Linked DNA regions of Mus musculus: region 2 is linked to region 1. A link is a loop called in an ENCODE intact Hi-C map of the cell type or tissue named here. Cell type or tissue: heart. All regions are shown on one strand. Links, peaks and the distances in the headings refer to the core of each region. The heading gives the core; the rest is flanking DNA. Region 1 holds the start of Slc25a38 (solute carrier family 25, member 38). Region 2 overlaps Mobp (myelin-associated oligodendrocytic basic protein).

Region 1 (4,389 bases), core at 93-4,092:
TTTCTGCTGCCCCATCCCTCCTGCTGAGGTGCATTTCCTCTGCCCCATTCCTCCTGCTGAAAGGCACTTCCCCTTTTGCTTGTGTATTTAAACCTTGGGCCTGGCTAATACATTTTGGGGTCTTGATACAACTTCAGAACAGTTTCCGTGTCGTTACTCGTACAAGACCCTCGTCTCTCTCTACCCCCCATTTGGTTCTTAGGAGGAGGTCCCCTCGAGACCCTCGAATAACTGGACCTGCTGGACGGGTCACTGCCATATGCTGTGGACTGGTATTCATGCTTTGGTTGGCTTGCAAATTCAGAACCCAACAAAAATGTGACAAGGTGATTGATTATAACTCAAGCACTTTTAGCCATTGAAAATGGCACCTCCCCTGAAGTTTGGTTATCTATGCTCAAGAATTAGTCGGCTTCTGAGTCCTCTGCTCTTGCACCCCACGGATTTATGGATCCATTGCACTGGGATGAGAGAGACTCAACGATCATTGATCAGCCCTTGCACACTGCTGAGGTTTCCTCATTGCACGAGGTAGGGTGATCATGATTTGCCCTTCTAAATCCTTCTTGATCGTTTTGTGCTGAGGAAGTGCAAGACTAGATCATCGGATTAGGCCTTTTTCTATTAAATAAAAAAGGGGGAGATGTGGGAAGCCAATAAACACCATTACAAGATGGCGCTGGTTTCAATAAGCTGACGCCCATGAATATGGGTAAACAACCAATGTGTGCATGTTCAGTAGAGTTTTTTTGCTGAGTCACGACCTGGCCCCGAGGCATGTAAATGAGGTACTGAAAGCATAACCAATTGGGTGTAGACATGCCTGTCCTAGGCCTATATAAGCAGCACTGGTTTTTTGGGCTCGGGGTCTTTCGCTTTTGCTTTCACTATCAAGCTCTCCCAATAAACGTGTGCAGAAGAATCCTGTTGTGGCGTCCTTCTTGCTGTCGAGTCGGGCGTCTACAAACACCTTTAATCCTAGCATTTGGGAGGCAGAGGTAGGTGGATTTCTGAGTTCAAGGCCAGCCTGGTCTACAGAGTGAGTTCCAGGACAGCCAGGGCTATATAAAGAAACCCTGTCTCAAGAAAAAAGAAAAACCTTGTCTTGAAAAACTAAACAACAGAACAAAATAAACATATAAAAAGCATAAAGACAAGGCTTGAGAGCCTGGGTTAGAGCACTTGTAGAGGACCTGAGGTTGGTTTCCAGCACCCAGACAGGGCAGCTCAGGACTGCCTGTGAGCTTCTGGCCTCTGCAAGAAGCTACATTCACACGTACATACCCACACATACAACTAAAAATAAGTCAGGCATGGTATACACGCCTTTAATCCCAGCACTTGGGATTAAAGAGGCAGGTGGAGCTCTACGAGTTCAAGGTCAGCCTGGTCTCCACACAGAGAGACACAGGGGTAGCTAGTGAGTTCCAGGTAGCCAGGGCTATACAGAGAAACCCTGTCTTGAAAAAATAAAAATAAAGAAAACAAAAAAGAAGAAATGTGAATTGTATTTTTAAAAATTTGTGTCTAAAGAGAAGGCATTCATCCTGCTTCAGTTCTTTTTCTTTTCTTTTCTTTCCTTTCCTTTTTCTTTTTCTTTTTGAGACAGGGTTTCTTTGTATAGCCCTGGCTGTCGTGGAACTCTGTAGACCAGGCTGGCCTTGAACTCAGAAATCTGCCCGCCTCTGCCTCCCAAGTGCTGGGATTAAAGGCGTGTGCCTCTACTGCCCGGCGGTCCTTCAGCTCTTAAATAAATTAAATACAATTAAAACTCAGCCAGTCACCCATTTCAAAAAGCGCTTTAAGAATAAATAAATAAATAAATATATTTAATAAGAAAAATATTTAAAAAAAAAAAAGCGCCGAGCAGAAGGCTCTGCAACTGAGAATCACGGACCCTGCAGTTTTAAGTGCAGCCACCAGGTGGCGATGAGATCTCGTCGCCGGATACGCTATGTCACCGGAAGCGGGATCTCACCTTTTTCCTTCTGCTTTCCCCTCCCCCGGAAACATCGAGCCGCTTGTCTCGGGTAATGAGACCTGAGGCCGGGCGGGCAGGCGGGGAGGGATGGGCGTGAGCGCGGAGCCCCGGAGCCTCTCAGTCGCCGGGGCCGGGCTCGCGTCCCCAGTGATCGAGAAGGCACGCTCGGCGCTGCTGCAGTCGCAGGATGTAGAGGACACGGTGGAGACGCTCATGGTGAGTTCGTGGGAGCAGGGGGACCGGGACGGGAGCGGCATTGTGGGGCAGGGGACAGTGCTTCGAGAACATTCTAGTTCTAGAATATTCTAACGGCAACTGATGAGAGCGCCTCGGGGCACCTCGAGCCGCCCGCCGCAGGACACCTTCCCTGACCGGCTTCCCTGCAGGCTTCTGCCTTAGCTTTCGGGGTTCACCAAGGCCACGCCCTTCCGTCGGGTTGGCTGCGCTGCCGGGCTGCCATTGGTGGAGACGGGGGCGGGGCGGGGCGGAGTCTCTTGCTGCCAACCATAAACGGAGGTGGGGCTGTGCAGGGCGGGCCCGGGCTGGGATGTGCCTCAGTGGGGCGAGGATGCATGGCTTTGGGGGATGAATATCTTTTAAAAATTCTTGTTTTTTTGAGTCGGGGCCTCACTGTGTTTCAGATAGGGCTGAAACTCGCTATTTAAACCAGGCTGGCTCCGAAGTGCTAAAGGAGTGTGCTCCCCTATGTCTGGAGCTTTTTGGAAGTCTTTAAAAGATAACCGCTGTGGCTCCCAGGACCATGTCTTTCAAAACTGCATACTTTTTTTCTCTCTGGCCCGCCATCTTTCCCTTTTTGATGTGTGTTGGACGTAGACATTTTGTTGTTTTTCTTTTTGCTGTGGGGTGGTAGAAATTGTGGTACTATTTGGCTGTTGAAATGCTGCTTACTCCCATCGTGTTTTGCGTAGTACGATTTGCTCATTGTGCTTTTAGTGTTTATTTTTATCTATGTGTGTTGGGGGTAGGTGCACAAGAGTGCAGATGCCGAAGAAGGCCAAAAGAGAACGTTGGTATCTCCTGGAGCTGGAGCTGTGAGCACCCCTTTCTGTATGGGTGCTGGGAACCTTATGGTCCCTCTGGAAGAATACACTTTGGACTAGTCTCTAGCCCTTACTGGTTGTTTTGATCTATTCTCACACTTAAAAAATTGGAATATTCAGCTTTCTTTAAGTCGTGTATAATAAGGTATGCTACTAAAATAAATCGAAACTTGAAGTTGGAGGTGTGGCCTTTCAGGAAAGCACCTTCGTCTCCATCACTATAAGAAAACTAAGCTCGCTGGGTGGTGGTGGCACACATCTTTAATCCCAGCACTTGGGAGGCAGAGGGAGGTGGCCAGCCTGTTCTACAAAGTGAGTTCTGGGACAGCCAGGGCTATAAGAGCACCGACTGCTCTTCCGAAGGTCCTGAGTTCAAATCCCAGCAACCACGTGGTGGCTCACAACCATCCGTAATGAGATCTGACGCCCTCTTCTGGTGCATCTGAAGACAGCTACAGTGTACTTACATATAATAACAAATAAATCTTAAAAAAAAAAAAAAGAAAAAGAAAGAAAAAAAGAAAACTAAGCTCAGGACCCAGCATGGTGGCTCATGAAGAGGCAGGCTATGTGACATGAGACTGTCAAAGCAAGCACAACAGACCCACAAAATCTACTCTCACAGGATATGCTGTAAGCATACAAAGGTCACAGCGCTGGTCAGGCTACCTGCTTTTTTTTTTTTTTTTTGTAGATTTTGATTTATTAGAATTGATGTTGAGAGGTGGTGGTGGTACCTTTAATCCCAGAATTCCAGCACTCAGAGACCGGTGAATCTCTTGAGTACAAGGCCAGCCTGGTCTACAGAGCCAAAGCCAGTAGAAAAACACGGCCTCCCCGGGCATGGTGGCACAGGCCTTTAATCCCAGCACTCAGGAGGCAGAGGCTGGCAGATTTCTGAGTTCGAGGCCAGCCTGGTCTACAAAGTGAGTTCCAGGACAGCCAGGGCTATACAGAGAAACCCTGTCTCAAAAAACAAAAAAACAAAACAAAAAAACCAAAAACCCCAAAAAAACCCACCCCAAAATTAAAACAAAACAAAACAAAACAAAAAAAACCTTATCGTCTCAAAAACAAAAACAAACAAAAAACTGTTGGCTCTTCTTGTCGATTCAATGATTATTGGGCCAGTGATGTTCTCAGTCACTGTGCTGTGAAGATAAGACATTTAAAAAGCAATTTCTGCCATCAGGAGGTGAAGGACGACAGCCAGCCTTAAGATAAAGTGGGTGCAGGGCTGCAAATAGAGCTTGGTGTAACAAGCTTGCCCAGCAGGCATGAGGCCCTGGGTTCAGTTCCCAGAACAGAAGGATAAATGGGTCCAGTGCCTTTGAGGCACTGACGAAG
Region 2 (4,389 bases), core at 145-4,144, 61 kb after region 1:
AAAAATCTTACTGCTTTAAATTCCCAAATGCTTGGATTAAAGGTGTGAACTGCAATGCTTGGTGGTGACTTCCTCTTCTTTCTCTTCCTCCTCCTCTCCCTCCTTCCCCCCTCTGTCTCCCCCCCTCTTCTTCTTTATAGACTTTATTTTTTGGTTCAGTTTTAGGTCCACAGAGAAACTGAGGGAAAGATAGAAACTTCTATTCCCTGCCCCGCACACAGAGTAGGCAGCATTTTACTCCTCGGAGGTAGATCTGTGTAGTGGGTCCACAGCGAGCACTGGTTCACATCCTTTTCACTCTGCCACTCAGCCCCTGCGCAGCTTTAGAGAACCCCCGTGAGAATCTCACGCATGGTTCTTTCAGACAGCAAAGATGCAAGAACAATTGATTTACCCAGCCAAGGAACTAACTGGCTGCTGCTCACTAGACCTCAGTACCTTAGAGAGGTGTATCCAGGCTGACTGATCACTAAGTCCCTCCAAGGGACTGGAGTAAAAAAGCTGGCTCAGCTGGCTAACTTCTGACATACAGAAGTGCCCAGAAAATGGAGGGGGCTGAGGATATTCATTTTGTACAGAAGAGGCAGTCCTTCATAGGAAGCTAAGCGATGCCTCTGGGTGGTTAGGTTCAAGCTGTAACTGGACGTTCTCTCAGTCACTCTTTGGGTATCAGCTAAGGTGTTTCCGCTGGCTGTGCCCTATGTCCCTGGGAACGTAGGACCAGCTTCCTACCAGCCTGCACCTCTCATGCACCCCGAGTCCCACCCAATACACAAGCTCCCTTCTCAGAATCTCAGAGGTCCTAAGGTAATATACTAGAATAGATATTTTACCACTGCATCGTTTATTTCGTTTATTGATCTGACTATTTCAAATCAGAGGCGTAGGAGGCACATTAATGGGAGCAGTTTAATCAGGGCAGCTAGTCAGACATTTAGAAAGGGTTAAAAAGGTTTTCAGAAGCTGCCCGAAGTCAGATCTGACGCTGTTCCTCAGGTAGTGTGTTGACGAATCAAACGGTTCAGACAAAGGTCTTTTTTTTGGATCAATAATAACTCCTTAGAAAAGGCCCTCTTCCTGGACCGGAGAATATCTGTCTTAGAAATGAATGGGCTTGGTTTTCAGCATCCCAGTGGAGGGCAGAAGCATCTCTCTTTTGATGGGAGGTGGTCATGGCATGTCCCTCTGGGTTTATTACTTCCGGTGTCTTTAAGATTTGGGATTTGATGCCAGGATTCTAAGATTGTGGAGCTGCTACCGTAAGAGATCAGCTCCACAGCCCGGAGAAATGAGGCCACGTAACTAAAAAGTACCTTTTCTCAACTTCAATGTCCACTGTTCCTATGACTGGTAAAACCAAAAGGATAATTTACTTTAGTACGTTGATTTTATCTATGGTGATTTAACTTACTCTAGCTTTTTGTGGGTGGAGTCTGGGATTTTAGACATCATACTCATGTCTTTCAGTACAGACAGTTGTGCGTTTTCTGTTTCAACCCGTTTACCTATGTGTGTATGTTTTGAATTGCTATCTTGCTAAAAGCACGTCTTGAGATATGGCTTAGTGTCTTCAGGCTTTATTGTCAAGCTAGAGGATGGCCCCAGATGTGTTTTAGAAGACTCACAGAAGCTCCAGTGGCTGCTAGCATCTCTATGGCAGCGACTGCCAACCGTTAGATGTTAGATGAACATCACCCTGGTGTTCCATGAGAAATACGCACTGGAGTCCTTGGATTCAATTTATGTGATAAATCCAACTCTGCTGTGCAGGTCGAGCCAGCCTGTTCTTGGAGGGAGCCTACGCTCCCACAGTGATCTTCTGTGAGTGGATTTAGGGCGCTTGCTTCTCCAGCCTCACACAGTCCTAGGCTGTTCGTTTCTTCCGATCTCCTAGGTGGGAAATCTTTGTAACTTCAAACTTTCAAAGCTACTTTCAAAGAGTGAGATCAGGGTGGATTACAGATGATTGACCCTCGTGGGCTTCCATCCTTCAACCCTCCTGTTTGGTTAGGACAATGGTGTTTGATATCTCCTGGAAGCCAAACCTTCTTCTCTTGCATCTAAGGAGTTGCCATTATCCTCAGTTTAGGGAGTTCTGCTCCCTAAACTGTGCTAGCTGACCCCACATTTCTTTCTGAGCAGGTGCTGCCCTCTGCTGGGCACGGATTTATAGACCTGTTTGTCTTCCTCCCAGGACTGTGCGTAAATAAGGCTCAGGCAATCTCACACCCATCTCTCTAGCTTACACTCAGCTCAGGGCTTGACTGATGTTGATGGCTGAATGGGACCAAACAATTTACCTCACAGTCTGACTCAGCAGAAGGTGGACGGCTTCAGCATCGGGTTTGAGTCCACACTTTTTGATAAACTTGTAACCAGTGCGTGTCTGGGCCCACCTATTAGTAATACATTTACTAAATATTGCTTATCTTTTTAAATGTAGTTCATTCCCTAACAAATTAGAGACATGTCAACCTGGTCAGGATTTTATAAGAGTTCATATATACAGATGTGCGCACGGTTGCATTTAAGTCTGCGGTATCAGTCACTGCTCTCACTGATGTGACGGGCTATCTGGGCAAACACGTTAGGAAGGCTCATTCTGTTTAATGTATACAGGAGCTCTGTTTTTATGCATACCAGACGAGGGAATCAGATTCTATTACAGATGGTTGTGAGACACCATGTGGCTGTTGGGAATTGAACTCAGGACCTCTGGAAGAGCAGTAGGTGTCCCTAACCACTGAGCCATCTCTCCAGTCCTGGAAGGATCATTTTGACTCACAGTTTGAAGGGACACAGGCCACCATGGTGAGCAAAGAGTGGTGGCAAGAACCTGAGGTGGCAGGTGATATGGCACCCGCAGTCAGGCAGCAGAGAGGTGACCGCTGGTGCTCAGCTAGCTTTCTCCTTCCTATTCAGTCCCTGGCCCTGAGACCAGGGTCTGTTGTCCCTCACATTCCAGCCGAGTCTTCTCCGCTCACTTAAACCTTTCTGCGAACTTGTCCACAAACACAGAGATGTGTTTCCTTGGTGACCCTAAATCCAGGCAAGTTGACAATAAAGAGCAAGAGAAAGTGAGCTGAACACCAGCGCTTACCTCTCTGCTGCCTGACTGTGGATGGCATGTGACCTGCAGAGCCTCAGGTCCTTGTCACAAGTAATAAAATGTTTTTGTTTCTGTTCTAAGAGCAGGATATACTTATGCTAGCTTTGTGTTCTTCTGGGTCCCTTACCACCAGTAGCCAGAAAACCAAATATTATTATGCATGGAAACAGGGATATATATATATATATATCTCCTTTCCTATGCTCAGTTCAGGAAAAAAAGAAATCAACATATCAGTTTTGCCCAGAGATTAAAAGAGTTGAGAAAGCTGGATTTCTAAGGAGAAAAAACAAAACAAAAAAACAAAACAAAACAAAAAAATCATCTCAAGTGGTTCACTCAGAGCTCAGCAGTTAAAAGCCCTTCTTGCTCTTGTAGGACCTGAGTTCAGTTCCCAGCACCTACATGGTGGCTTACAACTCTATAACTTTAGTTTTAGCGCCCTCTTCTGGAACCTGTGAGAACTGCATGCACATGGTGCACATAGACACACACAGACACACAGACACACACAGACACACAGACACACACAGACACACAGACACACACAGACACAGACACACACACACACACACACACACACACACACACACACACACACACAGAGTAAACACATCTTTTTAAAATGCCCGTGAAGTCACTGTTGTTCTAAGTGCTCTGCAGGAAGTGGACACCACCTACCAATTCATAAATCTTTCTTTTTCTCTCTATAAATCAGATTGAGGAGGAGGAGCAGGTCAACCCCAAGGAAGAAGTGACCGAGAAGGGACTTCTTGTGAATGGACAGCCTCTGCCTGTGGACTCACTGCTTCCCGCAACCCATCTGCTCTCAGACGAATTATCTGACCTCAAGTATGATGCAGGAGTGGACGCCTGCTGATGTAACAACCACAGATGCCCTCAGTCCCCATGGTGTGGGAGCCTTAGGGCAGCCTTCCTGGAGGTGAGAAGGGGGCTCTTCGTGTCGTACTCTAGCCACGGAGTCCTGGAAGGATCTCTTGTGCTCCAGAGCTCAGGGAACGGGTCTTTTGGTTTCATCTGGAGCCCCTTTCTCTCTGGCAGGTGCACGCTTCCTCAGGGTCTTTGGCAAAGGTGATTGCAGAGCTAATCCACACACATTCCTCCTTCTTCCTCTCCCCTCCCTCCCTGCATCTGGTCAGCAAACATGACTCTTGATACTTTTTTTTCTCTTCCTGGCTCTCTGTCCGGCCTCTCTTGCTCGCACACCATTTGCTTCCCATTCACCTCTTAGCCAGCAGTACTCAGAGCCAGAGTCGAGT

Evidence for each region. A loop is a pair of places that touch in the nucleus more often than their neighbours do. Peaks named below come from ENCODE experiments on the same cell type or tissue, not always from the same donor. Only the 100,000 strongest peaks of a DNase experiment are listed, where the experiment ranks them.
Region 2: a loop joins it to region 1, with 7 times the contacts of the local background. A loop is called at or near these places in 3 of 42 quality-filtered maps.

The regions. Positions count from the first base shown.
Region 1 is chr9:120,108,376-120,112,764 of GRCm38, forward strand. Slc25a38 (solute carrier family 25, member 38) reads left to right here and starts at 2,007. Exons shown (of 7, transcript NM_144793.2): 1 at 2,007-2,197. The coding sequence starts at 2,069. In heart, for the core only: a CTCF peak has its summit at 1,923 (motif pointing right); DNase peaks (open chromatin) are centred at 2,086 and 2,446; H3K4me3 peaks cover 1,260 bases; H3K27ac peaks cover 1,197 bases.
Region 2 is chr9:120,169,324-120,173,712 of GRCm38, forward strand. It overlaps Mobp (myelin-associated oligodendrocytic basic protein), which reads left to right. Exons shown (of 4, transcript NM_001039365.3): 4 at 1-55. Among named protein-coding and RNA genes, the nearest start is that of Mobp, 22 kb to the left of the region's middle. In heart, for the core only: a CTCF peak has its summit at 2,156 (motif pointing left); no DNase peak of the experiment used is centred there; H3K27me3 peaks cover 706 bases.